5 separate regions of the Mus musculus genome follow, and all the other regions are linked to region 3. A link is a loop called in an ENCODE intact Hi-C map of the cell type or tissue named here. Cell type or tissue: heart. All regions are shown on one strand. Each heading gives the region's core, and the rest is flanking DNA. Links, peaks and the distances in the headings are about the cores only. Region 1 holds the start of Foxred1 (FAD-dependent oxidoreductase domain containing 1). Region 2 has its middle 4.5 kb from the start of Dcps. Region 3 holds the start of Fam118b (family with sequence similarity 118, member B). Region 4 overlaps Kirrel3 (kirre like nephrin family adhesion molecule 3). Region 5 holds the start of St3gal4 (ST3 beta-galactoside alpha-2,3-sialyltransferase 4).

Region 1 (6,125 bases), core at 706-5,705, 57 kb after region 3:
GTCTCAAGAGCACAGCTTAGAAAATGGTTCTATTCCTAATGAACTATGTCATAGTCCGTCAGTCAAGCCAGTCCTCCAGACTCACCAATGAGATGATCACGCATCTTGTCTAGCACAGATTCCATGTCTTCTCGACTCAAGCTCTTGGAACCCACCAGACCCTTCAGCATCCCAAACATGCCACCCAGAGTTCCCTTGGTAGCACTACAATTACAGAAGATCACAAGTATGCGTTAGGCCAGCAGGCAGGAGGTATGGGTCATCAATTCTGCATCCACACCACCTCCCACCTGAAATCCTTCTACCTAGGCTTGGTATTTTGAGTGGCCCCTTCATCATCTGAGCTGCTGCAATCCAGATCTTGAAGCTGTCCCCCAGGCCCAGTTCCTCGAATCTAGAGAACACAGGCAAAGAAAAGAGGTGTGATCAAGAACACTAACAGCTGAGGGGAAGAGCCCAGGATATACCCTGGCAACATTATTTGAGACCTTAGAAAAACCCACATATAGTTCATTCCTCTCTCAAATCCAGATATACCCTCCAGATGTTTCCTTCCCAATTTCTGGCCAATGGTGATCTTCACTCTGACCTTTATGCATCTTACCAAGTTGATATCTTCAGAAAGGGCTGCCTCTGGAGTTCCATTGGTGGTGGGAGTACTGTAATCCAAGACTTCCTTGTTAGCACAGCCACCTAGTTCCCACACCCGGGGTGCTTTTTTGCCCTTCTCCTTTGGAGTATCTGACTTTGTAGATTTACTGCAAAGGATGACATAGGAAGGAACATGAGAGGAGAGTCCCCTGGCCCCAGCACAGCTGGGTAACAGTCACCAGAGACAGGGTAACAGTGCTGACCTGGATTTGTCCAGACCCTTGCCATGCTTCTGAATGAACTCCTCTCTCTTCCTACGGATCAGCTCCTCTTTGGAAAGTTCTCCATTCTCAGGTCCCGCTGAGAGACCTGACTTTTCTGCAGGGGCTGTTTTGCTAGTAGCCAAAGTGCCATCAGAACCTGTTAAAAGAAACCTCACTGGAGGAAAAGAAACATAAATCCCAACCACCCAGGTAATAACTACAGTTCTTCCAAATCCTAAAGAGCAACTTGGACCAAACACCTTGGAGACTACAATGCCTCAAGGGAGTGATAGGGTGGTGAGCATTAAGTTAAAGGAGGCTAGCAATGTCAAAGAGTACCACAGAGTTTTATAATACTATGCTAACATCTTGTATGCCCTAGCAGGGTCAGGAAACTCAAACACACCTTCCTTTTTGGCCCCCCTTTTTTTGTTGTTTTTTGCTTTTTCCTTGGTCTTTTCCCCCCGTGTTTCAATCATGGACCTCACAGGTTTCTTAGCTTTTTCAGAATCTTCAAATTTCTTCATGGTAGTGGGAGCACGGATCTTACTGCTCTCCTCTGCTTCACTAAAGAGAAAAGAGACTAGTTGGTCTTTCTACCCATACAAGAGGACAACTCTGACTTAAGAAAAAGATCCCACATATCAAAAGGACTATAAGAAACAAGCTACAAAATGTGACTGGTTTGAACCCATGTAAATATTGATGCGCCACCGACAGGCAGGCACTCTTAAATCATGAAAATTTTCCCTTTGAACGGAGGAAAGCCTCTCACCGAAGGAGCCGCAGGAAGTCATTTTGGAAATCAAATGTGCCATTCAATAGACTTAAAGCACTCTGTTGTTGGATCTCTGTGCGATACTTATCCCGGAACAGTCGGTGCACATCATCTATCAACTTGTCTACATAGGTCAGCGTGAGGATCTTCTGAAAGCCAACCTGTTTATGGAAGGAGACGGAGCCAATAGATCTCCTTACATGCCAGCCCAGAATGGAAGGAAGCCAACTCAACCCAAGCCTCCAGAGATAGGTTTCCTGCCCCGGGAGAGCCAAGCTTACAATCTTACCCAGAAGTCGCTTGCTTTCTCCCCTCCACATTCCTAACTTTTTTCTATCACTTTATCACATACACAATACCCACAATTAATTAGGTTCATCAGTGGGGATGCTGTTGAGAACATAACTTGTCTTTCTAACATACCCCCACTTACCACAAACACCAGCTCAAACTGGTTGTCCAGTTTATACTTGAGTGTGAGAGCCTCATGAGTGAAAGAGTTGTTACCGCCCCGTTCCTGGAAAAAGAGCGTTTCAGCAGTCAGGCTACATCCACAGCAAAACCAGACTTTGGACTACGTTTGGGAAATAACCAGATATAATCCTGCCCTCAACAAGGGAGTTCTGGGACATTTCTAGCACCCCGTGAGAAAAAAAGACAGACAGACAGACACCAGGTAAGGACAAGGGGTAAAGCTGGGACAGGAGACAGGACACGTGGGAGCCAGGAAGTAAACAGTCATATATAAACAATCAGATCTTCTAGCAGCTGTGAACCATCTACTGTTCCTGAAAGGTGTTCTCGCATCCACAGTTTCACCCAACGTCAAAACAGCAGAAAACCACGCTGCTCGGATGAGTGGAGAGGGAGTTCGAGTCCATTAGGACGCCAGAACGTGGCTAGAGCCCCGGAAACGGGAGGAGTGGGGGGCGTCGCAAAGTTTCGGGATACTGTGATCCAGGCAAGGAAGTCGATCCTGGGTGGCCGGTAACCGACCAGTTTGAGGAGATCAGAACGGAAAGTGCGGAGTGACTACTGGAAAGGGGACCACAGTCTGGGTCTGAGGGACGACAGCCCGGAGTTCTGCCCCGCGGGGGTGGTACCTGCAGCAGTACGGAACGAATCAACGCGTTGACGGGCCCGGTGCACGAGTCGCTCACGCCCTGGAAACACCAGAGCACAAGCCCGCCCTTCGAGAAGATGGTGAAGAAGTCAAGCATGACGGAAGCGGGAGAAGACTTGAGGCCGAGACCGGGGCCGGGAACTCGGGCCGCGTCCGCCGCCGCCGCTTCCTGCTGCGCCAAGCGCGGGACACGTCACACCAGCAGCCCCCGGAAACCGGTTCAGCCGCACTTCCGCTACGAGCCTCCGTGGTCCCGCCCCTTTCCCGCTCAGGGCGCGCGAGATGACGTAGACTCAAGCCTGACCAATAGCACACAGGGGCGGGACTCCAGAGGCGATAGCTCCCCTATAGCGTGGAGGGGTGGAGCCTGAAGAGCACTGCCGGCTAATCGGCGCGTTCGTGTCTATTCCCCGTGGCGCGGACCGATGACAGGAAGGACAGAGTCGGCTTGAGGGGAACCCACCTCAAGCTGAAAGAAGCCGGGCTCTAAGGCCATGTTTCGCAGAGCGCTGCGTCTTGGCTTGGGCCCGGGCCTCCCATACCGGGGGCTACGCACACGCAAAGGAGGCTTTACTCTGGGTAAAGCTGAGGGCAGCAGTGGTTCTGGGGAGCCCAAACCCTCCATAGATGTGACCTTCAAGGTTCGACCCCCTGCCTCGTGCGGGCGGGACAGCGAGTTAGCTGGGGGAAGGGGTAGGCTTGCCTACTAAAGGTCAAAGAGCCGAGGCAAGTGTATGGCTCTCAAGGAGGCACTTCCCAGTGGACAATGCCATATAAATGGAAGCTTGCTGGCGATGATGGATAAGGATAAGAAACCATTACAAAGGTGCCCGGCTTTAGAAGGCTGTGCAGTATGAAGTATACTAGGGACTCGTTCCCTGGGCCTGGCATATCTGAGAATGGGGTTCAGGAGGGAGAGAGATCTGCAAGAGCTAAATAATGTGAGTCACATCTCGCTTGATGGGGAAACAGAAAGTAATTTCAGGAAGTTGAATCTTCCAGTGTTAGAGATCCATGATATTGGGGCCTGGTGGGACAAAGACCAAACAACAAAGTTCTAACAATACTGCTGCATATGAGTTGATCTTATGAGAAAGGATGACATTGGAGGTGTGGCAATCCAAATGCCTATTTCAGCCCCCCTTTTCCTGTACCCATCCTCCAACCCCCAACCACGCAGAAAAGAACATAAGTCATCTAACTGTAACTATGTCCTGCAGACTGGGATGCAAAGGTGTCTGACTTTAAGAAGAAGGTTGATTCCATCCTGCCTGGAAAGAAATATGAAGTGCTGTATGACACCAGCCACCTGCCCCCAGAACAGGCGGATGTGGTCATCATAGGAGGTGGGATTCTTGGTCTGTCTGTGGCCTTTTGGCTGAAGAAGCTGGAGAGTAGAAGAGGTGCCATTCGGGTGCTGGTGGTGGAGCAGGACCACACGGTGAGGTCAGGGAGTAAGGGCAGTCATCTTATTGAGGACACAGACTGTGGCATTGAGGGCAGGGACTGTGCTTTGGACTTTGGAGCTTAAGAAATAGTTCCAGGCTCTTCCTCCCTCAACAAAGACCCGCAGCAATAACATTGTTTTGTTGGGGAAGGGGAAGAGACTTTGCTACTGTTGTTTAATCTCTTTGGAGATGGGGTTTCAATATATGGCTGAAGCTGGCCCTGAACTCAGCATTTTCCATTCTGTGCCTCCCAAGTGCTCCGATTACACGTGCTCCAGAACATTTACCCATACTTGCTCCTTGAAAAATGATTCCCCTTTGCATTTAAATGTATAACTGACAGCTTCCATTGCAGGATTCCATTATATATTACATCATGACAGTCTACGTCGGTTTTTCTTTTCACAGTATTCACGGGCTTCCTCCACAGGGCCTTCTGTGGGCGGGATTTGGCAGCAGTTTTCCGTGCCTGAGAATGTCCAGCTCTCACTCTTTTCAATCAACTTTCTCCGGAACATAAATGTATGTACAGTAAGATTTGAAGGCTGGGGTGGGAGTCCCTTCTTTAGCCCAGAGATCAGTAGCCTAGCTGGTAAGGGGAACCAAGGAGAAGAGTGTGTTTGAGGCAACAAGATATTGGGATCCTTGACTGTCTTCCAGTGTTGGTGCCTAGAGAAGGGTTTGTCCTGATCTGGGCCACTGCTCCTGGAGCTGTGGTGAGGCCAGGGAGGTTCCCTTTTGTCAGCCTCCTTGGAGAGCAGCTCTTTTTCTTTGCACTCAGGAGTACCTGGCTGTGGTGGATGCTCCTCCTGTGGAACTTCAGTTCAACCCTTCCGGCTGTCTCTTGCTAGCTTCAGAAAAGGATGCTGCCACCTTGGAAAACAATGTGAAAATGCAAAGGTGGGTGCCCAGCACTGCCCTGAGCTGCTTCTTGGCTTCACATACTTCACTGAGCTCTTATACCAAGTTAGAAATCGGGAAGCTGAAGGTCAAGTCATAAGAATCTCCTCATTAGTAGCTCTTATTATCAGGAAAAATGGGCCTATTTAACCTTCAAGGCCCCATGACGAGGACTATCGCCCAGTCGTGGACACTTAGCACCCATGTAAGATACTCCCAAACCTAACAAACCAGAATCTCTAGGGAGTGGCCAGGGTACTGGGCTTCTAACAAGAATCCTAATTTAGGGATCAGCAAATTCTATAAAGGGCCAGACAGTAAATATTTTAGGTTTTCTTGTCATTTTGTCTCTGTTTCAACTTTTCTGCTCTGCCATTATAGCACAAAAGTAGCCACAGACAAAAAACATAGAAATAATTGAGTGTGGTCCACAAATAAAAGTAGGCAGCAGGTTGGCCTTAGCACATTGAGCTTCACATCAATTAAGGGTTGAACATCTTTGTGATATGGTATGCACAGGCTCTCTTCTGATATGCTGTGAATCTCACTAGTGAAACCAGATAAATGTCTGCGGATGCTAACTCATTAATTAATTTAATCAGAACATCCCATTTTACATGTGGGGAAACTGGGACAAGATCTAGTAAAGCTGGCATTGAGCCTCAGTTTAAACTAGACACTGGCTCATAGGAGTGTTTCTTGGCACTCTGATTCCCTGGCCAGTTAGTGTTCTAGAGGAGACACTCATTCTGAGGGACAAGGTTGTGCTAGGCAGCAGAGAAGAAAGTGTTTTACAGGAGGCAGTGGTGCGTGGTTCCCCACCATCTTGTGAAAGGAGATAGAGTAGGGCAAGGAGTTGAGAGTACTGAAGGGAGAGAGGAATGTAGAAAAGGAAAAATGAGCCTTCACATCCAGCAGTCAAGAGAAATGGGGCATTTGGGACAGACAGAACTGAGTGAACTGGACGTCCTCTCCTGGAGTCAGGGTCCATGTTTCTCCCCTCAGAATATTCTCCCTAACAC
Region 2 (6,125 bases), core at 671-5,670, 88 kb after region 3:
ACTTCCTCGAAGAAGTTCCCCTTCCCCCACTCTAAGGCCGTCTCCCACAGCAAGTGCAGTGGGGTGCGCAGGCAGCTTGCTTCTCCACTTTCCTGCAAAAGTTCTGCTTTCCCCAACCCCTGCTCCCTCCTGCAGCAAGAGTGAGGCTTCCTCCCCAACCAAACTTCTTACCAAACTTCTAGCTGTAGTACATACTTGAGAAGAAGACATCTTGATCTACTTTCTCTAGTATAATAAAATACCTGAGCCTATGTCCTTTATAAGAAAATTTATTTAGTTCAGATTTGGAAACTGAAGTAAGCCTCAGATCAGGTGGCCATACCTGTGCTACCTCTCTGGTACTAGTCTCTTGGCATGGGACATCATAGTGGCAAGAATATGTGGGTATACGATCTAATGAAAAGATAGAAAAGTGGAGATTTTGGAGGTCAGGCACAGACTTTTTATTAAAAAAAAAAATCTGTTTTCATAAAAGCTAACAGCAAGGGGAAGGGTATAGAGTGTTCTACACTACACTGCACTACACTGACCTCTGTGTTCTAACCACAATCCCACAAAGAAAAAAAAAAAACACTAAGTCCTTCCAAGAATAGCACCATGGTGGCTGTCTTAGTCGGGGTTTCTATTCCTGGACAAACATCATGACCAAGAAACAAGTTGGGGCAGAAAGGGTTTATTCAGCTTACACTTCCATGTTGCTGTTCATCACCAAAGGAAGTCAGGACTGGAACTCAAGCAGGTCAGGAAGCAGGAGCTGATGCAGAGACCATGGAGGGATATTACTTACTGGCTTGCTTCCCCCTGGCTTGCTCAGCTTGCTTTTTTATAAAACCCAAGACTACCAGCCCAGAGATGGTCCCACCCACAATGGGCCCTCCCCTCTTGATCACTAATTAAGAAAATACCTTACAGCTGGATCTCATGGAGGCACTTCCCCAACTTGAAGGCTCCTTTCTCTGTGATAACTCCAGCCTGTGTCAAGTTGATACACAAAACCAGCCGGTACACATGACCTAACAACCTTCCAGGAGTGTGATTGTTTGAAGGAGAATGGCCCCCATAGGCTCCCATAATTTTTAAAGATTGATTTATTTAATGTGAGTACACTGTCACTGACACACCGGAAGAGGGCATCACATTCCATTACAGGTGGCTGTGAGCAACCATATAGTTGCTGAGAATTTAACTCAGGACCTCTGGAAGAGCAGCCAGTACTCTTAACCGATGAGTCATCTCTCCAGCCTGGCTCATATATTTTAATACTTGATCCTCAGTTGGTAGAACTGTTTGGAAAGATTTGGAGGTGTGGCATTTTTGGAGAGTGTGTGTCACTGGGATTGTGCTTTGAGGTTTTAAAAGATTTTCATCATTTCCGGTGTCTCTTTCTCTCTGCCTCTTAGGTCTCAAGATGTGAGCTCTCAGCTTTGGCTCTAGCACCCTGTCCGCCTGTCTGCTGCCATGCTCCCCGCTGCAAATAGCCACAAACTTTAACCTTTTGAAACTTAAGCCCCTAAGAAACTCCTTCTTCTAAAAGTTTCCTTGGTCATGGCATCTTATCACAGGAATAGAAAGTAACTAAGACAGGTGGTGTGCCGCCTGGTTTTATATCAACTTGACACAAGCTAGTGTTATGTTGGAAGAGGGGCCTTTAATTAAGAAAAAGCCCATGCCAAATTAGCCATAGGCAAGTCTGTGGTACATTTCCTTGATTGTTGATTGATATGGAAGGACCTTAGCACATTATGAGTGATGCCATTTTTGGGCTAATGTCCTGGGTGCTATTAGAAAGTGGGCTGGACAAGCCATGGGAAGCAAGCCAGTAAGCAGCACTCTTTCATGGTCTTGGTCTCTGCATCAACTTCTGTCTCCAGGTTCCTGCCCTGCTTGAGTTCCTGGCCTGATTTCCCTCTGCGACTGATTTACCTGGAAGTATAAAAAGAAACAAGCCCCTTTCTCTCCAAATTGCTTATGGTCATGATATTTTTATCACAGCAATAGTAATGCTATGACAGACCTGCTCCACATCTTATAGGCTCCATTACCTCAGTACCATCACACTGGGACCAAGCTTTCAACATATGGGCCTTTAGGCACACGAAACCTATATCTCAGTCATAGCAGATGAAACAAACAAACCCTTATTTCTTCTTTTCCACGTTGTGAACAGCAGACGAAAGCATGTGTCTGAAGCTGTTCTCGTGTAGGCTTCTGGTTTTATCTTAGTTTATTTTTCTTGTCTGTCTTTAAAGACAGCATCTTGCTATGTTGCTCTGGCTGGCTTGGTATTTGCTGTGTAGGCTGGACCTCCAACTTGCAGCAATTCTGCCTCTGCCTCCGGATCGCTGAGACACAGTGTGTGCCACTATGCACAGCCCTCCGCCATTTTGCCTTAGGATTTAATTTTGAAATGAATACATTGACAACATTTAATTTTCGTTTGTTCGTTTTTGTTTTTCAAAACAGGGTTTCTCTGTGTAGCCTGGAACTTGCTCTGCGGACAAGCTGGTCCTGAACTCAGAGATCCATCTGCCTCTGCCTCCCGAGTGCTGGGATTAAAGGAGTGTGCCCAGATAAACTTCACAACATCTTTAAAAAAGCTTTTTTTTTTTTTTTGAAGAGCTTTCATTCTAAACTCAGAGAGATATAACAGGAGTAGGACCAGTCAGAGGGTTCAGCAGGTAAAGATGTACCCAACACCTGATGACCAGAGTTTGACCTTGGAACCCGTGTAAGGTAGAAGGAGAGAACCAACTCCATACGTTTATCTTCTGGCCTCCACATTCGCACTGTGGCATGTGCACAGTTAGCGCAATAAATAAATGTAATAATAAAAAAGAAATATGACAAGAGTTGTGAGGATTCCCTTAATACAACCTTAATACAATTAAAGAACTCTAATTAGAAAACAAAAAGTCGGCAGTGGTGGCGCACGCCTTTGATCCCACCACTTGGGAGGCAGAGGCACGCAGATTTCTGAATTTGAGGCCAGCCTGGTCTACAGAGTGAGTTCTAGGACAGCCAAGGCTATACAGAGAAACCTTGTCTCAAAAAACAAAAAACAAAACAAAACAACCCCCCCCCAAAAAAAAAGAAAAAGAAAGAAAAGGAAAAAAATTAAAACGGGCTGGAGAGATGGCTCAGTGGTTAAGAGCACTGACTACTCTTCTGAAAGTCCTGAGTTCAATTCCCAGCAACCACATGGTGGCTCACAACCATCCATAATGAGATCTGATGCCCTCTTCTGGAGTGTCTGAAGACAGTGACAGTGTACTTACATATAATAAATAAATAAATAAATAAATTTTTAAAAAGTTAAAATAGTTTGAATCCTCAAATTATTCCGAGTTCCTCGTAAGATTAAAAAATTATCCTTGGGGCTGGCGAGATGGCTCAGTGGTTAAGAACGCCGACTGCTCTTCCGAAGGTCCGGAGTTCAAATCCCAGCAACCACATGGTGGCTCACAACCATCCATAACGAAATCTGATGCCCTCTTCTGGAGTGTCTGAAGACAGCTACAGTGTACTTACATATAATAAATAAATAAATCTTTAAAAAAATTATCCTTGTGTTTTATATGTGCATGATGTGTTTAGGGGGCGAGAGTGCCACGGCACCCATGGAAATAAGAGGATAAGGTTATAGAGTTGGTTCTCCCACCTCTATTCCAGTTCTTGGAATTGAACTCACGTCATCAGGCTTTCCAGGTAGGTGATCTTACCTGCTGAGCCCTCCTGCCAGCCCTTCCCTGAAAAATGAAAAAGCAAGCATTGTATCCTGTCACCTAGGTCTCCCTTGGTTCCTTGGAGGTAAAAACTGTGTTAAATGGCCAGAGAGTATAGAATAAAAGATTCCATTTAAATAGGGATCAAATTTAAAGCAAAGTTAAGAAATCTTTTAAAAATGCCTATGAGAGAGAGAGAGAGAGAGAGAGAGAGAGAGAGAGAGAGAGAGAGAACGTGCATGTGTGGTCTGGATTTTGTTCATGATTCTCCTGCCTCTGCCTCCCAATGTGCTGGAATTACAGGCTCATGCCACCATGCCCAGAAGTTTGGCTTGTTTGAATTATTTATAAACTCTGGCTTGACTTTTGGGGAACCTGTTGGGCAGCCTTTTCCCCTGTATTGTCTTATCAATGTGCTCCTTTGGGGCGGGTAAGGTGGCTCAGCGGTTAAGAGCACTGACTGCTTCCAAAGGTCCTGAGTTCAAATCCCAGAAACCACATGGTGGCTCACAACCACCTGTAACGAGATCTGACATCCTCTTCTGGCACTTCTGGAGACAGCTACAGTGTGCTTACATCTAACAATAAATAAATCTTTAAAAACAAATGTGTTCCTTCAACTTTCTGTCTAGTGGAGACACACAGAGGTTCTTAGGCCCTGGTATGTAATCAATGGTCTGTGAGCAATAATGTGGGATAACTTCTTTCTTATTCCCCCTTCTTGGATGGCACAGCTTGCTTTTCCCTTTGGCTTGAGTATATATAAATAAAATCTGGTATTGACTGGATATTAGTAAAAACAATTTAAAAGAAATGGGTGGCAGAGCTCATCTTTATAAGTTGAATTGATAATGTTTTATATCATGTACAAAATCATTTTTCTTACAAATAGTTTTTGTCCCCTTTGTAAAAGGACGTTTTATCATGATTTTTTCACACCTGCACACACACAGTGAATAAATAAATGAATGAATACTCCAATATTCTAGTGTATGTCTTTCCTCCTGTTGGGTTTAGTTTGAAGCTAGCCTGTCTCAAAGAGCCAAAACACAAACACCAACTCCCCAGATTTATAATTGTTTCAGATTTAGAATTGTCTCTGAAATAATGTAAGAAATAGTAGGTTTATTTCTGAGTATACCATTCATTCTATGCTTGTTTAGGAGAAGCAATCTAAGAAAAGCTAAATTCACTAAAGGACACTGTTACTGCTTGCTGCTCAAACAGCAGGATACAATAGGAGCCCCAAATCAGCACTTTAAAAGCCCCTTTATCTATGGTATCTACTCCAGCTGGCTGATGGTAGCATGTAAGATCACAGTGCATAAAGACCGTGCAAGGACCAGGGGTGCCAAGACAGGACTCCACCTAGGCAAGACTGGTGAAGTTTGATGAGCACTTGACTTGGTTTCTGTCTCCAGAAGTTGGAAGCCTACTCAAGGACTTGGGGTGTACTTCTGTGGCAGAGCACATGCTTCACTGCAAGGTTCAATGCCCACTGAACACGTGTGCACACACATCTAACACGAAATCCCTCACCAAGGATTCTGGCAAAGTAGATGTGGAATGAAAGAAGTCGATATAACTAATCACTCTTCTTGAATTCATACAAAACTATCATTCGAAGTTTAATAAGGATAAAATTATTTTAAAGTAGGTTGGAGCTGGGTATAGAATTCAGGAGCAGAGGCTGGAAGATCTCTGAGTTCAAGGCCAGCCTAATACACATATCGAATTCCAGCCCAGGGTAGGTCAGGGCTACTAGTGAGACCTCGTCGACAGAAAGAGAAAGTGAGCAAGCAGGCAAGCAAGCAAGCAAGCAAGCAAGCAAGCAAGCAAGCTGGATCTATTACTAAAGTGCTAACTTTAGTTTTTGACATTACATACCTACAATTTGGAACTTACAGTTTCCTTCCTCATTTGGCTACAAATATCCAACCTAATGTTTCATGAAACAAGGCCTTATGTGTAGCTCTAGCAGGAACTCCGAAATCTGTCTGTCTCTGCCTGTAGAGTGCTGGGATTAAACACATTTTGTCTCGCGCAGCCTTTCTCTTTCATTTTTCTGAGTTGGAAAAACGCTCAGAAATGTTCATAAGAACAGAGTAGGTTTTGTCACTGCCATTGGCTTTGGGGACATCTCTTTCTGGTCTTGTATATAATTGATAACCTCAGGCTTGTTGACAAATGACAACTTGCAAATAATTATACCAACTTCCAGCTACCCCAATACGTTCCTGTACTTAACAGTCATACTCAACTCATGTTCCTATCCAAAACGCAGTCTATTATTAAAACATGGTGTACTTAGTTACTAACTAAAACATGGACAGAAAGTTGCATCTTGTTCATATTAAGAACTGAAAAAAAATTGTGCCATATCCATTACATTCGTCTGAAAAA
Region 3 (6,125 bases), core at 462-5,461:
AGAAGGCAGGAAGATCAAAGTTCAAGGCCAGACTGAGCTACATGAAACCTGTCTCAAAAAACAAGTCAGTAGCTATGGAGATGGCTCAGCAGATAAAGCTGCTTGCTTCTAAACCTGACAAACTCAGTTTGATTCCCTGGAACCTACAAAATGGAAGGAGAAGAATAGACAAGCACATGCCCAAGTACTACAGACAGACAGGCAGGCAGGCAGGCAGGCAGCAGACAGACAGACAGACAGAAACACAAATAAATGTTTAAAAACCAGCACTGGGTAGAGTGGTACCAGCCTTTCTACCCAGCATTTGGGAGGCAGAACTCTGGGAGTTCAAGTCCATCCTGGTCTATGTAGCCAGCTCCAGGCCAACCAAAGTTACAAAGTATGGCTTTTTATCAAAAACAACCAACCACCAAACCAATCAAACAAAAGGGGGTGAGGAGATGGCTCAGTGGGTAAAGTGCTTGGTGCACATGCATGCTGATGAGCTTAGAATCCTAGCATCCATGGAAAGCCAGGGTATAGCAGTTCACGCCTGCAACCCCGGTGTTCAAGGGGATGGAGACTAGCAGATTCTGGAGGCTAGCTAGTTAATCAGTGAGTTTCAGGTTCTGTGAGACACCCTATGTCAATAAAATAGGGAGCGACAGAAAAAGAACCCTGACTTCTCCAAGTACACACACACGTGTGCACATAACCACTATCTTATCACCCGACATTCCAAGTACTAAGCTAGTTCATATACTCTTTGTTATCATCATGAATTCTAGTACGGTGACTTCTATTAACAGTTCTGTAGTGCAGTGGACAGATAAAAGGGATGCGTTTCTTCATTCCACCCCTAGTGACAATAACAGGCCTCATACCAGTACTTCTTTTCCACCTGGCGGGTTCTAAATAGCTCCTGGACTTGATGTGCCATGTCCTTCTCCCAAGCCAAAACCATTACACCTGTGGTTTCTTTGTCCAGACGGTGGCACAGATGCAAAGGTTCTGCCTTGTGGCCATGAAGCATCTTTGCCAAGATGGGCAGTACATCACTGATGCAGAGCTGGACTCCTGGGCCACCTACGGAGGAAAGAGCCAGAGGCTGGAGAACTCTTCTTGAGAGAACAATCTCTCAGTCTTGAGATAATAATCACCTTTCAATCTTGACAGAACAAACAATTGTCTCCATTTTCTACAGTTGTGCTATGAACAATATGGTGAGGATTACTAATATTAATAGGCCCAGAGATCTTAGCTATAAAATGAAATGCAGGCCAACCATTTCCAGACTATAAACTCAGAACTTGTATTTTAACAAGCACCCCAAGGGCTCTCAAGTAATAAGTCTGGGAAACACTGTGACTTTCTCTTCAGAGTCTGTGGGCCTGAGAGGCTTCACTGAAGCATTCCCTAGAAGAGAGGCTAAGAAGATGAGCTCTAGCTGAGTGATGGCGGTGCATGCCTTTGATCCTAGCACTCCTAAGGCAGAGGCAGTGAGATCTTTATGAGCTCAAAGCCTACAGAGTTAGTTACAGGACAGACAGGGCTATACAAAGCCCCTTCTCAAAACAAAACAAACAAACAAAAAAGATGATGGGCTAAGATCAGACATCCCTGGATTTTACTATTTGTATTCACCATCTGACCTTTCCAGCTTTGTTATCTATAAAATATAAATACCCGAAACAAATTATCCTCAACAACTAGAAACTTAAGCAGAGAATAAATAGTAAGGCAAGAACTCGTTACGAAACCTAGAGGAACTGCCACCAAAGGAGTGATTTATTCCAACTAAAATATTTTTTTTTTTGCTAAAATATTTACTTTCCTCCTGCAGACCTTTGACAAATGTTTTTTTTTTTTTTTTTTTTTTTTCCCTTTCAATTCTGACTCACTTCAGCCGTCCCCCATCAGAACACTCAGCAGCATCAGGACATCTATTAAGTTCCAGTCCCTCTGGGGTTACTGTGTACCGCAACCGTGTGTATTATTTCCTCTTCCCAGCCTTGTCTCTCTACCTCTCTCATTTTGAAATGAAGTTTTGCTGCTGCTGAGACTGATCTGAACATGAACACCGGATCCTCCCCTAGACCTGGGGCGGCAGTCGCACACTGGCTCCCAACTCCTTTTTCGTTGTTGTTTTGTTTTAACCACTTTGATGGAAAATAACAGTTAGCAAGTAACTTTTTGTATTTCTCCGCATCGATTCTTGTGGGTGGCTGTACACAGCCCACAGTGCAGAACTGAGCTTCTGTATCTCTCTGCAATAATTCCTGTGGGAGGCTGCATACAGCTCACTGTCAGGTATCTGCAAGTGGGGACTAGACACTGGTTTGTTACCAGTAGTCACATACATGGGATAATAAGGTTTAATTAACTTGAATTCAAGAGTGTCTCATGAATAAAGCTTCAGGGGTGACCCTAGATGGAAGAGGAAGCAGCAGCAGGTTTCTCTCCTTAGCCCACATGGCTCTTACCATGGACAGGGAGACCATAGGGTTTATTAATGACCACGAGGTCGTTGTCCTGGTGGAGAATCCTTCGGCTCAGTTCCTTAGCAAGCACATTGGGGTGAACTCGCTGCAGCTGCTGTGTGAATCGCACTAGTTCCTGCACTCTCCGCTGAACGGGGTTTGTAGGCACCTAAGGAAAGAGAAAGGTGGAAAAAGCTTAATGAAGGAGTGAAGCGCTGGGAATGGCCTTAAGTGCGATTTAGGTGGAAATCCGTGGAATGACTGTACTGTATAATTTGACTCATGTTTCCTTTGGGACCATACATAGCCATCTGTCTTATCTGCATACCCACGCGGTGGGTCTGGCAGTAGCAAAAGTGCGGTATTCCGACTACCACACAGAATATTCTCAACATTGATGTACTTGCTGTTACAGGACCTGCCTACCACACCCCACACCTAAGAAAGCCGTGAGAGCATCGCTTCTCGGAAGTTGAGTCTCTCTAGACTCACCCGCACTTCCTTTGCCTTTTGCTCTTGTTTCTGGGCTCGGAGCTTCTCTGCCAATCTCTGAGCATTCAGGGGCCTAGAGGAAGTAGCGCTGGAACAAAACGACCAGGAGCCGGGAGTGAACAATCTCCCGGGACGCGAACTCATACTCAAAAGCTGGACACCAGGCGTACGCAAGCAGGGCGCGGCCATCTTGGCGAGGGCGGGGCCGGACAGCGCGGAGAGGAGGAAGGGGGGGGGGGTGGGCCCTGCTGATCACGTGGGCAGGTAGCCTACGGGTCACGTGGGGCGGTGCGCGCTCAGTGCGGCTGCGCCGGCCGGTAGCTGCAGCTGGAGCGGTGGCGTTTGGAGCAGACGCGGTGAGTGTGTGGGGAAGCCAGGCGAGGGCTGGGAAATGCCGGTGCCCCAACGGTTTTCGCATGGCCCGGATCTCCATTCTTGGAGAGCACTGCCCTGGCAAGCGTGTCTCGCTTCGGGGCACGACTCCACGCAGAAACACTTCCCCGCCCCCGCGTCCTTAGAAGTGAAGCTGGCTGCTCCTCAGTCTTTACCGGCACCTGTCTGGTCCCTCTTAGCAACCAGGTCCTCGGCGGGTCCTCAGAGGGACGTGTGGTGTTCTTTCTCGTTTTCTTGCCGCTCGTCCTCCGGAGATCCCCAGATCTCTCATATTCCAACCTCCCGCTTTGCGACTGCCAACCCCTTTGTTTCGCGTTGTTTGTAGCCAGTCCTCCCGAAGATGACGGTTCTTTTCCTTCATCCAGGACCCCCGCCCCATACGTCCTACCTCGAGAGCGCTACGGGTTTATACTGACCTTTCTCTAGAGTTCGTTTCTTGGGGTCTCCTCTTTCTTCCCTTATCTACTCTTCCCAAGGAAAGTAAAGAGCTTTTCCCCCTTTGCCTCCTTTAGTCTTTCCTTCCATAGCTTGAAACCGTCGAACCCTCTCTCTCTCTCTCTCCCTTTCCTACAAGAGACTCCCGAACTGCAAACGACGACTCTCCTATCGCCAAAGGGCAGCTGGGAATATGAACAGCTGTTTTGGAATGGTAATCTCGAAAACACCTTGGGATGCGCATGCCGTTTGCTGGGGAAGCTGATGCTGAAGGGATGTCGTGAGAACTAGTGACTCTTCCCTCAAGATAGCCAGATTGCATTTCAGTTAGAGAATGAATAGTTGAATTAGGCTTGGGTGTTTCTCCCTCCAAAATGAATTAGCAGAAGGAAACCACATGTGAAACAGTTGAACAGGTGAATAGCCTCAGAAGACTAGAAGTTGAAGAATTTAAACTTCATGTGATAGTTGGATCTTTGAAACTTCTTGAGAAATCCCTTGCAAGTGGTATTGTAGAGAGGAATGTGGCAATACAAAGCAGGACAGATCAAAAAGGAAAGTATATCCGGGAAACCAACTAGGCTGCTGTAATGTAGATGATCATTAATGAAGCCCCGTCCCATTCCGCGGTCTTTTCCCCCCTGCTAAGTACTGTCCTTGAAATGTGAATTACCAGCTATACAGTCAAGGTGTGATGTGAATTACTGGAGGACTTCTTTCATCCCCAAACCTGTTAATATAGTAAGCTCACAAATATTTTATGTGGCTGCAGTGATTCTGAGTTAGGTTGGGTTGTTGTTTGCTTTCTGTCTGTCTGTCTGTCTGTCTGTCTTAAAGGTCTCACATTGTAGACCAGACTAGCCTCCAATTCATGGACCTTTTTCTCTGCTTCCCTAGTGCTAGAATAAAAGACTACACCCCCACACACCCAGTCTGTTTATGAACATTTTGAACAGTTATATTTCTGTCAGTTTTTTTTTTTTTTTTGACGTGAAGAACGAAGGTAGAGAATGGTGGGAAGACTTGTCTGTATTTCTGTAATAAGATAAGTGATCTGGATGTAGTTCCATGGGAACAGTTTGGGAAACACTGTTTCTTCTATTAGTGGCTTTGTCCCCTCTCACCAATAAATTCACAAGTAGAACACCTATATAAAATTTGAGAAATTCCACTCTAAAAGAATTATCCTTTCTGATAAGCTCCAGTTCCATGTTCTAATGTCTCTGAACTGCTGAGGATCACGTGTTAGTCACATGAAAGCCCCTTTTCCCAAGACATGAACATCAGGATTTAAAATCACATCATTACATTAATTACACTCCTATATTAGGTATGGAACCTTTATGGTTTGGAAGAATTTCGAGAAAAATATTTATACTTTTACCTTTTTTGCACTGTTCAAGAATTAACATTTGTTTTTACAGAATTGGCCTTCTTTGGCAGGAAAGAAAGAAAAACAAAATGAAACAAAACAACTCAGATGTCATTGTTAGCAACACAAAGCTGTGATCTTAGTTGTAGGCACACTCTATAATGCCTGAAAATAAAGACAACAGTCACTGGGAGGAAAAGGCTTAGTCCGAGATTTTCTAGGAAGAATTTAAAGATTTCAGGTTTGCTGTTTATCTCTTCATTTGATTACAAAAGTTACGGATTCCTTAGTGCTTCTCCCATGAATCATGGCATTTCACAGTTTAAAGTCGAGTTAGGGCCTAGTGTGGCAGGACATGCCTTTAGTCCCAGCCCTCAGGGACAGAGGCAGGGGGATCTTCATGAGTTAAGCCTGTTCTACATAGCAAATTCCAGGATAGCCAGGACTACATAGAGAGACTGTGTCAAAACAAAACAGTTCATGCACCCACTTCCTTCTTTCCTTCAAACCCGTATTCTTTTCCTCTTCCTCATTTGAGAAATTCCAACCAGAGCTATTTGGGGCATTGTCTACTTCCTGACCAATTTCATCTTGTCTTTTTGATTAGAAACACCTCTTGTCCAAACTTTTTTTTTTTTCTTCAGCCCAAGGAAGGAAACATTGTTACTGGGCCATCACTTTTACAGATCTAGTCAAACACAGCTTATTTACATAACTACATAAAGAACCTGATTGTTGGTTCAACTTGTAAAGGTACTTGCCACCAAGCCTACAGCTTGAGTCACACGCAGGAGAACTGACTTGTTCTCTACTTGTTTTTTCACCTCATGTGTTTGTATGCACTGAGCGCATGGAGGCACGAACACATACAATAAATAAATGTAACAAAAAATTTTAAGCATAACTTTTAAAAAGAACTTTTAAAAGATGTTTGCTATCCTATAGAAAAGCACAAAAGCTGCCTTAGTATTTTA
Region 4 (6,125 bases), core at 444-5,443, 240 kb after region 3:
CCCTCTTGTCTCTTCTTGCTTCCTTGGCCAGCATAAGATAGTCTTCTCTGCTGCATGCTTTTGTAGTGATATTCTGCCTTGATGCAGGTCTGAAGGCCACATGAACATGAACTGAAAACATGGGCCAAATCTCTCTCTGTCTCTCTGTGTGTGTGTGTGTGTGTGTGCATGCGCACGTGCACTTTGCATATGCAAGTCACAGTGTGGACATCAAATGACAATTATTTAGGTGTTGCTTCTGGGTTCAGACTCAGGTGGTCTGCCTTGAGCGTCACTGGCTTTTGCTCATGAGTCATCTTAGCTATGTTGGCCTTGTTGTTGCTGCTTTGAGACTGGGATTCACTTTGTAGCTCAAGTTGAAGTTGACATGTGGCAAATTTCCTGCTTCAGCTTCCTGAGTCCTGGGATTGGAGGTATGAGCCACTACGCCTCTTCTCCTCCTTTTTGTGTGTGTTGTGTATATAGTTCTGTGTAAAAAAGTTGTGTGTGTGTAGGTCAGAGGTTAACACTGAGTATCTTAGTTTTTGAGGCAGGGTTGATAACTGAGCCCAGAGCTCACCAGTGTAGCTTGGCTGGCTGGTCAGTGAGCACACGAGATCCTCCTGTCTCCACCTCCCCAAGACTTTGATTGCTGGTGTTTGCTTATTTTCACATGAGTTCTGAGAAAACTGAACTCAGGTCCTCATGTTTTTGTGTCAAAACACCATATGGACTGGGCCATCCCCCAGCCCTGATTTTCTCGGTGTTCTGTCATAGCAACAGAAAGCAAAATAGGCCATGCCTCTTCCTCACAGCAGTGACTCAAATGAACTGGAAAACTGTCTTCCTTGACAAGTGCCAAACAGCCTTGGGGGAAAGATCCTGCTCCCTTCCAATCCCCGGCACGGCACGCCTTGGTTTTAGGACCTTGCATACTGTGGTCACTGACCAGCACGCTTCTGGCCAAAGTGAATGCAGTGATTGGTATTTGTGTTGGAATGAGCAGCTGAACTCCAAATAGCTGAGTAATGAGGTGTAAGACCAGGACAAAGCTTCCACAGTGCATGGTGGATGTATAAAGTGACCAGGAACCAGAGGGATGCTATCCCCGGACACAAGGTGCCTCACTCCTGCAGGGCCACTCCTGGCTCAGGCTCCCACTCAGCCTATTGAGCAGGGTGTTTTGTTTGTCTCTTGCATCTCAGTCTTGTGGGCCAGCGCGCCTCCTTCCTGTTATTCCCCCACTAATTGCATTACGGTTTTTTTTTCACTTTTCCAGTAAATGTACTGATTTCATCTAAATTATTATTGTTCTTTCCCACCAGATATAAAGTCTAAGGCACTTCCCCTTGATGATGGAGTATTTCCCAGATCATAGGGTATAAAATCTCCCATTGTGGAGGAAGGGGATCCGTGAATATCTTCCCAAGGGACAGACTAGCTACAGAGTCTCAGCAAGTCCCTTCTGTCAAATTATCCCCTCTGCTGTGCCCCAAATTCTCAGGAACACCTGCCCTCTTCCTGAGGGTGTGGCTTTGAGACAAAAGGAAGACCTCCTTGGGAGAGAACTAAAGAGTCTACCAGGGATGAGGGGTGGACCTGATGAAGCTTAATTAGCATCATTCCTTCTCAGACGCGCGGGATGTGGTTTCCATCCTGTGCGAAGGAATGCTCTGTCAGGTTCTGTGTCAGGGAGACTCCAGGGAAAGATGCATGACCTTTGCCCTAGAGAAGCTCTGGAGTATCCTGAGAGGCTCCCTGGTCCAGCAGCAGGCTGTCAAAGAGGCTCAAGGGGAATGCAGCAAAAACTAAAGCAAAAACGCTGCACAGCTTGCCAGTGTGTGAGGAGGGGGCAGGCTGAGAACTTCTTGGAGAGGATGACGTTTGAACCAGTTCTTATTGCAGGGTATGAAATTTATCAGAGACGTCAACAGGGAGAAAGACCGTGGGTCTTTGATGTATAAAGGACTCCTAGACCAGGGATCACCCGTACTTAGTGTGTCTGGAAAGCCACACTATGTCTGGCTGGAAGGTGGAACTAGAAAGATTGGCAGGTGCCTTGAGGCAAAGGGCCCGATGACATGTTGGGTAGCTGAACTTCACCCAGCAGACATGGAAGCAACTGTGGGACTTCAGCAGATTGTCACAGGATCAGATTTACATTTAAGAGTCTCATTCACTAGTTCAGGCTGGCCTCAGGGTCATACAGATAATACTGTTTCTGCCTCCTGAGCGATGGAGTTATAGGCATGGGCCGCCAGATTTTTGTTTCAGAATGATACTTTTTTCAGGGCCGTGGAAGATGGATTGTGACAAGTGCCCAAAGCCAAGTCCTAATTGGGGGGGGGGGCGGGGAAGTGTTGCTGCAGTGGTTTAGGGGGCAAAGCCCAAAATAAGGCAGTGACTATGGAGGAGCGGTATGGAACACCTAGTTGAGACATATTTTGGAAGCAGAATTGACAGACTCTGAAAATCAATTGACTAGAGAAAGTATAACAGAGAGAAAAGTCAGTTCCACTCATGAAACCTTGAGCCTCTGCCAGGGATGAAGAAGGCAGCAGTTGCTCCCCATCTAGTGGGTGAATTTAGAGCAGCACAATAGTAAGCAACCCCCGGGCTCTTGCAGGCAGGTCTCTGCATTCCTAGATTCTGCACAGCCGATTCAGCCAACCATGGATCAAAAATATTTAGGGAAAATTGCCTGTATCAAACGTGCATATTTTACTCGCCATTAATCCTTAAGCAATATGGTACAGTAATTGTTTACACAGCACTTACATTACACTTCATAAGTAGAGATGATTTATGAATATGAGAGGAAGCAGGTAGCATCTGTATAAATGTTATATAGCATTTTATACTTGTACACATTCAGATTTGGGTATCTGGGAATTATAGGACAGAACTCTGCACATATGTCGAGGGAAAACTCTACTGTACCCCGTATGTACTCAGGTTGTTACCCTATAATCCTGATGATGGCTCTGTATATTACTGTGTTCATGTCCATTTCATAGATGGGGTCACTGGGGCTCAGAAAAGCCCTTGTCCTTTATTCCTTGCCCTCTTGTCACTGTTCCCAGATAATGCCACCACGATATAGTGTTCTGTGAGCTTCCGGCATAGTTGACTAGACTTCTGCCTGGACAGTTGGGAGGATTCGGGTTCTTGCAGAGAGGATCAGGAAGAGGAGTTGGCAGTTTGGTGTTGCTGGAGAAGTTTTGCATTTTCTTTTGGTGGATATCCAGTTCCCAAGAAGAAACCAGGGTTTCTGGCAGATGTGTGTGTGTGTGTGTGTGAAGAGGGAAGAGGAGAAAAAATGCATCGAATATCTATACCATGCCTCTCCCCATGTGAGTCTGCCTGGACAGTTGGGAGGATTCCAGTTCTTGCAGAGAGGATCAGGAAGAGGATCACATTGAATTCACATGTACGCAGCCACACATGTGAATTCAAGCACAGGTTCTTTCCTTACTCAGTGGTCAGGATCCAGGTCAAGAACTGCATCAAAGTTGTATTTGAATCTCCCCCATCACGTCACAGAGGCACAAATAAATGCTCATTGGCTGAGTGCATGCCCGGCTTACTTTGGGGGCAGGAGGGGTTTGCCTGGATGTGCTACCTGTCAGCAGTATGGAGAGCATCGGGAAGTCTGTGTGCTCAGGATGGAGTGGGGCATAGGCTGTGCTCTTACCATCAGCTGCTTTATGGTGGTGTGGTCCTCAGCCTCCCGGCCAGAAGATGGCTCCTTGTGCACAATTTCCACTCGAATATCATTTTTGGCTGATACAACACCTTTGAGATCTGGACATAAGATAGGAAAGTGTAGACAAAGAATTCAGTCCTCATTCTTAGGCAAGGCATGTCAACTGCCCCACAACCCCCTGCTGCCACCCTTATACCCCCTGATACCCGTTCCATCTCAGGATTTAACCTCCCCTCAGACTCTGAAACGTCAGTTTTGCAGGCCCCCACCCACAGAACTTCTGTAGAGATCGACTGTTGGCTGGAAGGGCCTCAAAGACTGGTTGTGTAGGCCACCTAGCTTCTGCAGCATGTCCTGTGGTTAGAGAGGTTGTCCTCATCCATCCCTCTATCTCATCTGGCTAGGATCTGTCACCCTGAGTCCCTTCTCACTTTGAGAAGTCTTCTCTGTCTGTTGCTGCCTGGATTTGAGCTCTCCAGTTATAGGGCCACAAATCTTAATGTTAAAAAGACCGTAAGGTCTTTCAGCCAATCCAGAGTACACAGAGGTCTAGCTACCCTGAACTACAGGAGCAGCCTGTTAGACAAATCTTGTTGAAATATTCTCCCTTGTCATATCCATGGAAAGGCAGCAAGGGAGGTTTCAAGGCTCTTGTGTTGGATTACCACAAGGTGGTAAGGTTGCTCAGCTGGGAATGGAGGATATGTGAGGGGGATAAGTAGCTTCCTCTAACAAGTGAAGGATGCAAGGTGATCATAGCTTGGCCTGGTGACTCAGTGTATTCTGATCCTAGAAGCTCAGAGGTGGTTGGGGTGATAAAAGCTATACCACCCAAGCCTCTAATATCACCAGTAAGGAAATGAAGGCTATAAATAGATGTGACTTGCCCAGGGCACTTCCTCTGCCATCCTACCTCTCCCTTACTCCAGAGTTGAGCCCAGTACAGAGGCCCCATGTCCATATGCTCTTTAAGAGTGTCCTGGCCCCTTAGAACTGTATTGCTAAAGATAAAAAACCTTGAAAAGCCCGTCCAGGGCAGTTCTTCACATGCTTTTGTGCCCTGTGTGGGCGGCTTGCTTTTCAGGCTAAGCTAGCAGTCTTTGCAGAGCAAGGAGGGTCAAGCCACCCTGTTCCCTCTGAGGTTTTCTATGCACTCCAAATAACAGTGCTGTGTGTCCAACCCAAAGTGCTAGTGGACTGTCCTGCTACTTGGAGGCCAGTTGAGTTCGGGTCAGCCTCAGTAGGGTTCCCACTTGCTGCCAGACACCCTCCAGGTGCATAACAGCACACCATACCCATCCCTGCCCCAGGAGCTCACAACATTGTTGTGGCCCCTGTTCTTTGTACTCCTGCTTACTTGCTCTCCTGGGCAGTCTAAGCCTGGCCTTTTTCTCTGTCCCCCTCCCTGAGATCCCGGGTCTCCCTCCCGTACTTCTCTGGGAACGGGCACAGCAGAAGGCCACAATGGTTGCCATTAGGACGAGGAAGGCCACGCCAGCTCCTACGGCCACCCCGATGATGACGGCCATTGGTACAGACTCTGCGGGAAAGAAACAGACAAGGCTGATGAGGGAAGGAGAAAACTACTGTCCTGCTAGGGCCCCACCCAGTCCCCCAGGTGCAGCCCCTGCCAAGCTGGGGCCAGACCACTGCCATGTGGGACTTTCCTGGGCATGCCTCGGTGGGCCTGGGCAGGCACAGTCAGTTCAATAGGGGGTTAGCTCTGGATAGGATTGTTGAGCCTGGGTACGGGATATAAGGTAGGTGGAGAGTAGGGAGGAGCCAGGGGAAAGGGGTAGATGCTAGAACAGGGTAGAGAGCCAGGGAGAGGAAAACTGGAGATGCAGGTCGAGGCTGGCCTAATTTAGCTCTCTTCAGCATTCAGGGAGGGATTTATAATGCATGTAGTGGTTAGTGAGTCATAAGTCCATGGCTTTCCTTTGACAACAACAACAACGACAACAACAACAAAGGCAATGGCTCCTGTCTCCTTACTTCCCTTTCTGTGGAACAAGGTGGGTACATAGAGACAACTCAGGGCTTTCAGCTCTGAGGCAACTTCCTCCTCTGGCCTGCTGGGAATCAGGACCTGCTGTGCTCCACACATATCCAAGCCTTGGGAGCAGGGGAGTTGCATCACAGCTTCCACGCTACCACAATGCTCAGGAGAAAGGGTCCTTTCTTTTTTCTTGACCTCCATACCCTTCTCCTCCAAGACCAGCCCTTCAACATCCACCATCTGCTTCCATCCCGAAAGGTACAGAACTGTCACCCTGGCGCAACCCCCAGTCTGCCTCTGGTCCTTGCCAAATGGGCAGGACTAGCAGGTCGTGCTGGGGGCAGGGAGTGGGGGTGGGGGACAGGGAGACTGCTTTTCTGTAAAGCAGATGGATGCACATAGGCCCCAAGAACATGACTTTAGGCCCTGAGTAGTCTATCT
Region 5 (5,932 bases), core at 933-5,932, 150 kb after region 3:
AAGCTACAAACTGTGGTTAGTCGATTTTGGCTGTAAAGAAAGGCAGGAGCTACATGCTTGGGATTTCTTCCAACCTAAAGGGCCTGGGAGTGCATTTTAGCTTTGGCCTCCTGGCAGGTTTTTCACTCTACAATAGAGCTGTCTCCTGCTATTGAGATCCCTGAGAACAGCTCAACGCCATGGTCCAGCCTTATAAATCTGATAAAAATAGGAGATGAAACACCATCCCGGGGTCGCTATTTTTAAAAGCGCCTGAGATGCTGGATTGGGTTTATTTCTTCCTCAAATGGCATCTTGCTGTCCCTTCCTCCAGGATGTGAACGTGGCACATGTGAGGGACAGGAGCCAGATGTCTGGGAGGAGGCATATTTGTCAGGTAGCTAGCTGCCTGGCCAGCAGGAGCCTCCTGGCCCAGATGCACCTGCCTCCTCCCACACCCCGTCTCCTCCCTCTGTTTGAGGTTCCAGTGGTTGTCCCAGGAGTCAGGTGTTTGCCACATCTACCTAGGAGAACAGGACAGGTAAAAGAGGAGGCAAAAGGATGGGGATGGAAGCGGTTTGCTTGCCAGCCGAGTAAGACTTACTGCTGTTATTCTGAAGGTTGTCTTGGCTCACCTCATCACAGCTAACCTCGGAAAGGAATAGTCCCTTAAGGCCAAAGCCCAGCTTGTTACATCCCTGACTCATGGTAAGCAACTTGTAGTGTCCTGTCAAGGGGTGCAGTGGGATTGGCAAGAACCTAGAACCCAGAAGTCTAGGATGAAAGAAGTCCTTATGTTAGAATCGCTTCCTTCTCTTCCTCAGAGATACAGGGGATTCTAAGTTGCTGGTTCAGCTTCTGTCTGTACTGTTAAGAAACTGTGTAATCTTGGTTCTCAGAAGGGTGAGGCAGGAGGATCACAAGTTCTAGGTCAGCCTGGGTTACTTAGTGGGATTTTTTTTTTCCCCTAAGGGGTGCTGGTGGAGGAAGAAGAAAGTGCAAGAGACAAGTCATAAACACATAGTAAGATAAAGTGGATGATGGGGGCTAGGATAGGCTTGACGCTGTGCTTCTGAGTGCATGCATGTTATATGTTTAAAAGGCATTTGTCTGCATGTTTATTGAGCACATATATATCATATGGTGATTTCAGGACAAGTTCCCCTCCATTGTCTCATTCAATACTAATAATGCTCTTTGAATAAGCTCAGTTATTTCCACTGATCTTTTTTTTCCCCCCCATTAAGAAAAGGAAAGCTATTTAGTGGCAGAAGCAGGATTAGGACTCAAGTCTCTAGGCTCAAAAGAAAGAAGAAAAAAAAAGCTGATTCTTAAGCTCAATTTTATGGTAGAAGGATTTTTACCTTTAGCAAGAACTTGTCTTTGTACCTAGTTTGGTGAAGACTTATCCAGGTTTGGAGGCCGGGCAACTGTTTCTTGAATCAACTTGCCAGACATATTTCAGTTGTTCTTTCTCCCCGAGCAGTTTTTCTTTTGCCTTCTTCTTTTTCCCTTGCCAAACACAGAGACATAGTCATTGTATTGTCTATTCCCAGCTTAGCTCCAGACCAGGACATGAAATGTAATAAATATTTGTTGAGTGACTAGGTGACTGTCAGGCCAAAGGTACCATTCAAATAAAACTAGGTTTTGGTGAGCTGCCAAAGAGCTTCCACCTATGCAAGGTATAATTCAGATGGAAACAGCCGGAATGGAAGAAGCTGGAGGCCACCTCTTCGTTTTGTTGTGAATTGGAGAGTCCCAACACATGAGACCTCCAGCTTCCCCTGACGATGACTTTAAACTCCGTTAAAACCCTGGGCACTTACTGTCAGTTATTCACATCTTACTTACACTTAGTCACATCCTGTGCCGCCTGTTTCTTGATGGGAGTCCAGCACAACACCCGCCACCCCTTCTCTGCAACTAGATAGCAAGCTTCCGGGGGAAGGGGGACTGGATCTAATACTTTCCTTGTAGCCCCAGGGTGCTCAAGCTAGGAACTGGGTAACACTGTGCTGACTCCTGAAATGGACAGTCCTGCAGGGTGGTTTCTGCACTGTTTGCAGTCCAGGCAATTCTAGAGCCCACGGCATCAGGGTTAAAGGCTTGAAGGGGTTTCCTCTGGAGACAGGATGCCTGGCGCCTTCAGCAAGAACGGAAACTGAGAAGTTATCCAAGGCTAAGAGAGGGTATGCAAAGGAGGAAGAGCTAAGGGAGCAGTTTGGGGCGCATAGGCCGGCCTGGGGCAGAGAAAAGGCTCGTCAATTTAGGTCACCTGACTGCCATGAGGGCATGGGAGGATATTGGAAGGATGGACTTCTATTCCTGTTCTTGAGTTTCTGTAGAGAGAAAAGGATACTTTTTTTTTTTTTAACCGCGCGGGGACAGCAAAGAAGCCTTTCTTGGTTATTGTTTCCAGGAGAGCGTGGGATCAGTGCTAGAGGCAACGTTGGGCATACTCATCTTGGAGCCATTCACAGGCAGCGCTTGCCCTGGGTTTGCCCTCACCCGATCCAGCCTCCCGCACCCCGGCCGTCTCTCTCCAGGCCAGGGAGGCCTCCAGGCCAACCCCAGTCTCCCCGCGGCCTCACACCCTCGCCCTCCTTCCTCTGCGCCCTCCCTCCCTCCTTACTCCCTCCTTTCTCTGCGTCCTCCCTCCTTCGGCGCGCCCTCCCTCCTCGATGCCCTCCCTCCCTTCTTAGCTCCCTCCTTTCTCCGCGCCCTCCCTCTCTCGGTGCGCCCTCCCTCCAGCGCGGCGTTCGCGGCTGTCGGCTTCCCGACCGTGTGCGCAAGCGTGTCCGGCCCCTTCCCCGCCCCCCGCCCCCCGCCCAAGCCCTGGCCCCCGCCTCCCCTTCAGGCGGACTTGCCCGCTCCCAGGCCGGCCCCGCTCCCGGGACAGGGACCGGGCCGAGCGGAGCCACTGCGCCAGTGCTGCCCCGCCAGTCGGGGCGCCTAACGGATCGGAGCTGCGCGCGGATTTACCTCGCCCCGCCCCGCTCCACCCGCGAGGGTGAGTACGCGGCAGCCGGGCTCTGGGGCCCCGCGGCGGAGGGCGGGGAGTGACGGGGCTGCGAGGCTGCAGCCTCCCGCCACGGCTCGGAGAGGTGGTCGGGGGGCCCCGCACGTGGACGCCACGCTGCACGGGGTTGGTGTAGGGTGGCCACAGCCCTGGGGAGCTGGGTCCCTTGCTTGGACTAGATTTTCGCGGGAAGCCTGACTTGTCTCGCTCTCTAGGAGTGAGTGAGCAGGACAATCCTCCGGAAAGTTTCTAACCCCCAACCCTGTCGCTCTTGCGTCCTAGCTGAATGGGTGACTATCACCTCTAGCATCCTCCGAAGTCAGGACGTGTGGGCTGGCTTTGCTAGAGGTGACAAGTTTTGCAGGGTCTGCCTGTGTGCTGGAGTTGCAAGGTCGCTGAGGCAAAGCCCAAAGGTGGGCTTGCCAAATTGCAGGGTGGCTGTGTCCAGGGATTAGGGGGGGTCTTTGGGCCAACTGTGCTTCAAAGTTGCCTGGGTAATGGGCAGTGAGAAGGCCTAGGATAAGACTGAGAAGTTAACCTAGAGCTGGGGCAGAACCCTTGTCTATGTCTGTTCTAGGTGCCTCTCTGAGACCCTTGCTGGCTGAGACCTATGGGCAGCCCCGAGATGCCAACGTGTCTTGTACCACTGCCATTCCTCCCAGACCGAGGGGTAGACTTTCTGGTTTATGAGTCTGATCTACTCTGTTCTCTGTCCTCTAGGCTAGATCCTCCCCCCCCCCTCCCCCCGGTCAGGCTTAAAAGGCTAGTCTGGGTTTGAATAGTACCACAGTGATAGTTGTCTCTCACAAGGGGCACACACCAATACCACAGGGCAGGGTCAGTGCTACAGATCCCACTTGGCCCCTCCAGGCCTCTCTACCCAGGGGGTTGTAAACGAATTGATATGTGTAAGTATCAGGGGTACAGAGGGAATGTTGTGAGTTTGCTAGTGAAACACCATCCATAACCTTACTTTCCCAGGCACCCCTAGAGTGCTACCTAGGAGGTGCCAGTCACTTAGGGCCTCAGAAATAACTGGACATGTTTTGTTCTGTTGGGAGTTGGTCTGCAAACATCCTTTGAGAAAACTGACACCGCTCGGCTTCCTCAAACTTATTCTGCCTCTGCCCTACTCTGAGCATCCCCTATGGCCTGTCCTGTTGCATAGGGGAAGGCATCTTTGGCTGCTTACTGAACCCTGGGCCTCACCTCCCACTCATTTCACCCTCCTCAACACATCCGATCCCCCAGCCCCACTACAGCAAGCCAGGAGTTGGGCCAGTCCCCAAAGATTTCAAGGTGATGATGGAGATAAAGAGAGGTATGCAGGCAGAAGTCATAAAAGTAAATTAGGGACTGGGGGTGTGGTTCAGTGACAGACGGAGCTGCCTACAATCCCAGTACTGGGGGGGGGGGCGGCGGGGGGGGGGGAGGACGGACAACGACACAAGGAATGCAGTTGGTAAAGTGTTTACCTGTCATAAACTCTTTAAACTTGATCTCTTAACATTGCCTAAACATATTGTGGTGGTACCTATTTATAATCCCAGCACTCTGGAAATGTTATGCCAGCATTTTGACTGTAGATCATCCAGGTCATCTTCTGTTCTATGTGGAGTTTGAGGCCAACCTGAGCTACATGAGACCCTGTCTTAATAAGCCCCTTCTGGAGTTATTCTCCAAGGTTATTCTGGGATTATATCTCTCCAAGATAGAGCACTACCTTGCTATCTAAGATGGTTAAGAGCACTGAGTGGTTTTACAGGGGACTCAGGCTCAATTCCCAAGTACCCATATAGTGACTAATTCCAGTTCCAGGGGATCTGACCCCCTCTTCTGGTTGCCACAGGCTCAGGCATGCACGTGGTGCACATAAGTACAATACACACAGGCAAGACACTGATACACTTTTTCTTTTAGAGTTGCCTGCTTAGGCTTTAAACAGAAGGGACTATTTAGCTTAAGAGTGGGTTGCTGCTCAGAGAGAGGAAGCCCCCATTCCACTAGGAGGCTCAGGGTGAGGAAGCCCCCAGTGCCTTCTAGGCTCTCTTCTGTTCCCTCTCTTGCTCCCTGCCCTGAACCAGTGACTCACCCACAAAAGCACCCTGGCCCCTCTACCCTGTCAGTTGTTTTAGTGTCATAGGATTTTGTTTTCTGGGTAAAACTAAGAATCAGTCCCTTTCTGGAATCATCAGAAATCCTGGGAAGGACCTCCTTTTTTCCCTGGGTCTGGAGGAACAGAGGTCAGTCCCACTTCTTAGCTCCATCTTGAGGCCTGGCCAGTCTGCAGTTACTCCACTGGACTGGCATCTGCCCTGGCTCTGCAGGCTACACCAGGCCTCTGTTCTCTCCTCAGAGTACCTGCCCCAAGGCTGCCCAAGGAAGTAAGAACCCTTGTTGTCCTGGTTCAAGGTTTACACCACGTTGGAGGGAGGACACCGCGACAGATAATACAAGACAATTATATTCATTGTATTAATACAGCAATTGAGAGCTGTCAGGTTCAAGACCACAGGCTTAGAGAGGGAGCATGGGGCCCTAAGAAGGTCTGGAGGCTGAACCTAGAGATTTTGAACAAGGTGGAGCTGCAGCCATTAGGAGATAGATTTGGACATCACAGGGCAGGACAAGCGAGGCTCACACTACCTGCTCCACTACCCAGTGTTGAGTTACCGATTCAACCACTTCCCTGCTAGGAACTGGTGCTGCTCAGCCTATTTCCTGTTTCTATTTCCTCTAGCCCTTAGGATCCCCCTTCTTCCTAAAGATCCTTGCCTCTCACCCCAAGATTTTAGTTTCCACAAGGAAATGGCTAGTACATGGCTGTAGTCATTAGCCTACACCTCTTTTTGTTAGCTTTTTCCAGAGAAGCTCCAAGTCATCTCTGTGTGTTCAGTCCCCCCCCCGCCCCCCGCAGGAGATGAACAGTGT

What was found. A loop is a pair of places that touch in the nucleus more often than their neighbours do. Peaks named below come from ENCODE experiments on the same cell type or tissue, not always from the same donor. Only the 100,000 strongest peaks of a DNase experiment are listed, where the experiment ranks them.
Region 1: a loop joins it to region 3, with 6 times the contacts of the local background. A loop is called at or near these places in 19 of 42 quality-filtered maps.
Region 2: a loop joins it to region 3, with 7 times the contacts of the local background. A loop is called at or near these places in 2 of 42 quality-filtered maps.
Region 4: it touches region 3 in a loop (2.6-fold over the local background); 2 of 42 quality-filtered maps call a loop at or near these places.
Region 5: it touches region 3 in a loop (5-fold over the local background); 3 of 42 quality-filtered maps call a loop at or near these places.

What each region holds. Positions count from the first base shown.
Region 1 is chr9:35,208,016-35,214,140 of GRCm38, reverse strand. It overlaps Foxred1 (FAD-dependent oxidoreductase domain containing 1), which reads left to right and starts at 3,086. Exons shown (of 11, transcript NM_001291448.1): 1 at 3,086-3,334; 2 at 3,976-4,196; 3 at 4,612-4,725; 4 at 4,985-5,103. The coding sequence starts at 3,250. Srpr (signal recognition particle receptor ('docking protein')) reads right to left here and starts at 2,938. Exons shown (of 14, transcript NM_026130.1): 1 at 2,736-2,938; 2 at 2,066-2,149; 3 at 1,630-1,793; 4 at 1,261-1,421; 5 at 855-1,011; 6 at 605-758; 7 at 306-394; 8 at 86-204. The coding sequence starts at 2,852. In heart, for the core only: no CTCF peak of the experiment used is centred there; a DNase peak (open chromatin) is centred at 3,030; H3K4me3 peaks cover 2,693 bases; H3K27ac peaks cover 2,098 bases.
Region 2 is chr9:35,177,471-35,183,595 of GRCm38, reverse strand. No RefSeq gene overlaps it. Among named protein-coding and RNA genes, the nearest start is that of Dcps, 4.5 kb to the right of the region's middle. In heart, for the core only: no CTCF peak of the experiment used is centred there; no DNase peak of the experiment used is centred there.
Region 3 is chr9:35,264,905-35,271,029 of GRCm38, reverse strand. Fam118b (family with sequence similarity 118, member B) reads left to right here and starts at 3,225. Exons shown (of 8, transcript NM_194257.2): 1 at 3,225-3,307. Rpusd4 (RNA pseudouridylate synthase domain containing 4) reads right to left here and starts at 3,149. Exons shown (of 7, transcript NM_028040.2): 1 at 2,952-3,149; 2 at 2,463-2,628; 3 at 864-1,065. The coding sequence starts at 3,140. In heart, for the core only: no CTCF peak of the experiment used is centred there; a DNase peak (open chromatin) is centred at 3,259; H3K4me3 peaks cover 2,569 bases; H3K27ac peaks cover 1,759 bases.
Region 4 is chr9:35,027,432-35,033,556 of GRCm38, reverse strand. Kirrel3 (kirre like nephrin family adhesion molecule 3) reads right to left here. Exons shown (of 17, transcript NM_001190911.1): 14 at 5,118-5,225; 15 at 3,674-3,783. Among named protein-coding and RNA genes, the nearest start is that of Kirrel3os, 23 kb to the right of the region's middle. In heart, for the core only: a CTCF peak has its summit at 2,558; DNase peaks (open chromatin) are centred at 926 and 2,544.
Region 5 is chr9:35,113,758-35,119,689 of GRCm38, reverse strand. It overlaps St3gal4 (ST3 beta-galactoside alpha-2,3-sialyltransferase 4), which reads left to right and starts at 2,826. Exons shown (of 11, transcript NM_009178.4): 1 at 2,826-2,992. It overlaps 4930581F22Rik (RIKEN cDNA 4930581F22 gene), which reads right to left and starts at 2,962. Exons shown (of 6, transcript NR_029475.1): 1 at 2,850-2,962; 2 at 1,344-2,321. LOC115487216 (a long non-coding RNA gene) reads left to right here and starts at 146. Exons shown (of 3, transcript XR_003948311.1): 1 at 146-520; 2 at 600-687; 3 at 2,402-2,490. In heart, for the core only: CTCF peaks have their summits at 2,922 and 4,864 (motif pointing left); DNase peaks (open chromatin) are centred at 2,009 and 2,809; H3K4me3 peaks cover 2,953 bases; H3K27ac peaks cover 3,112 bases.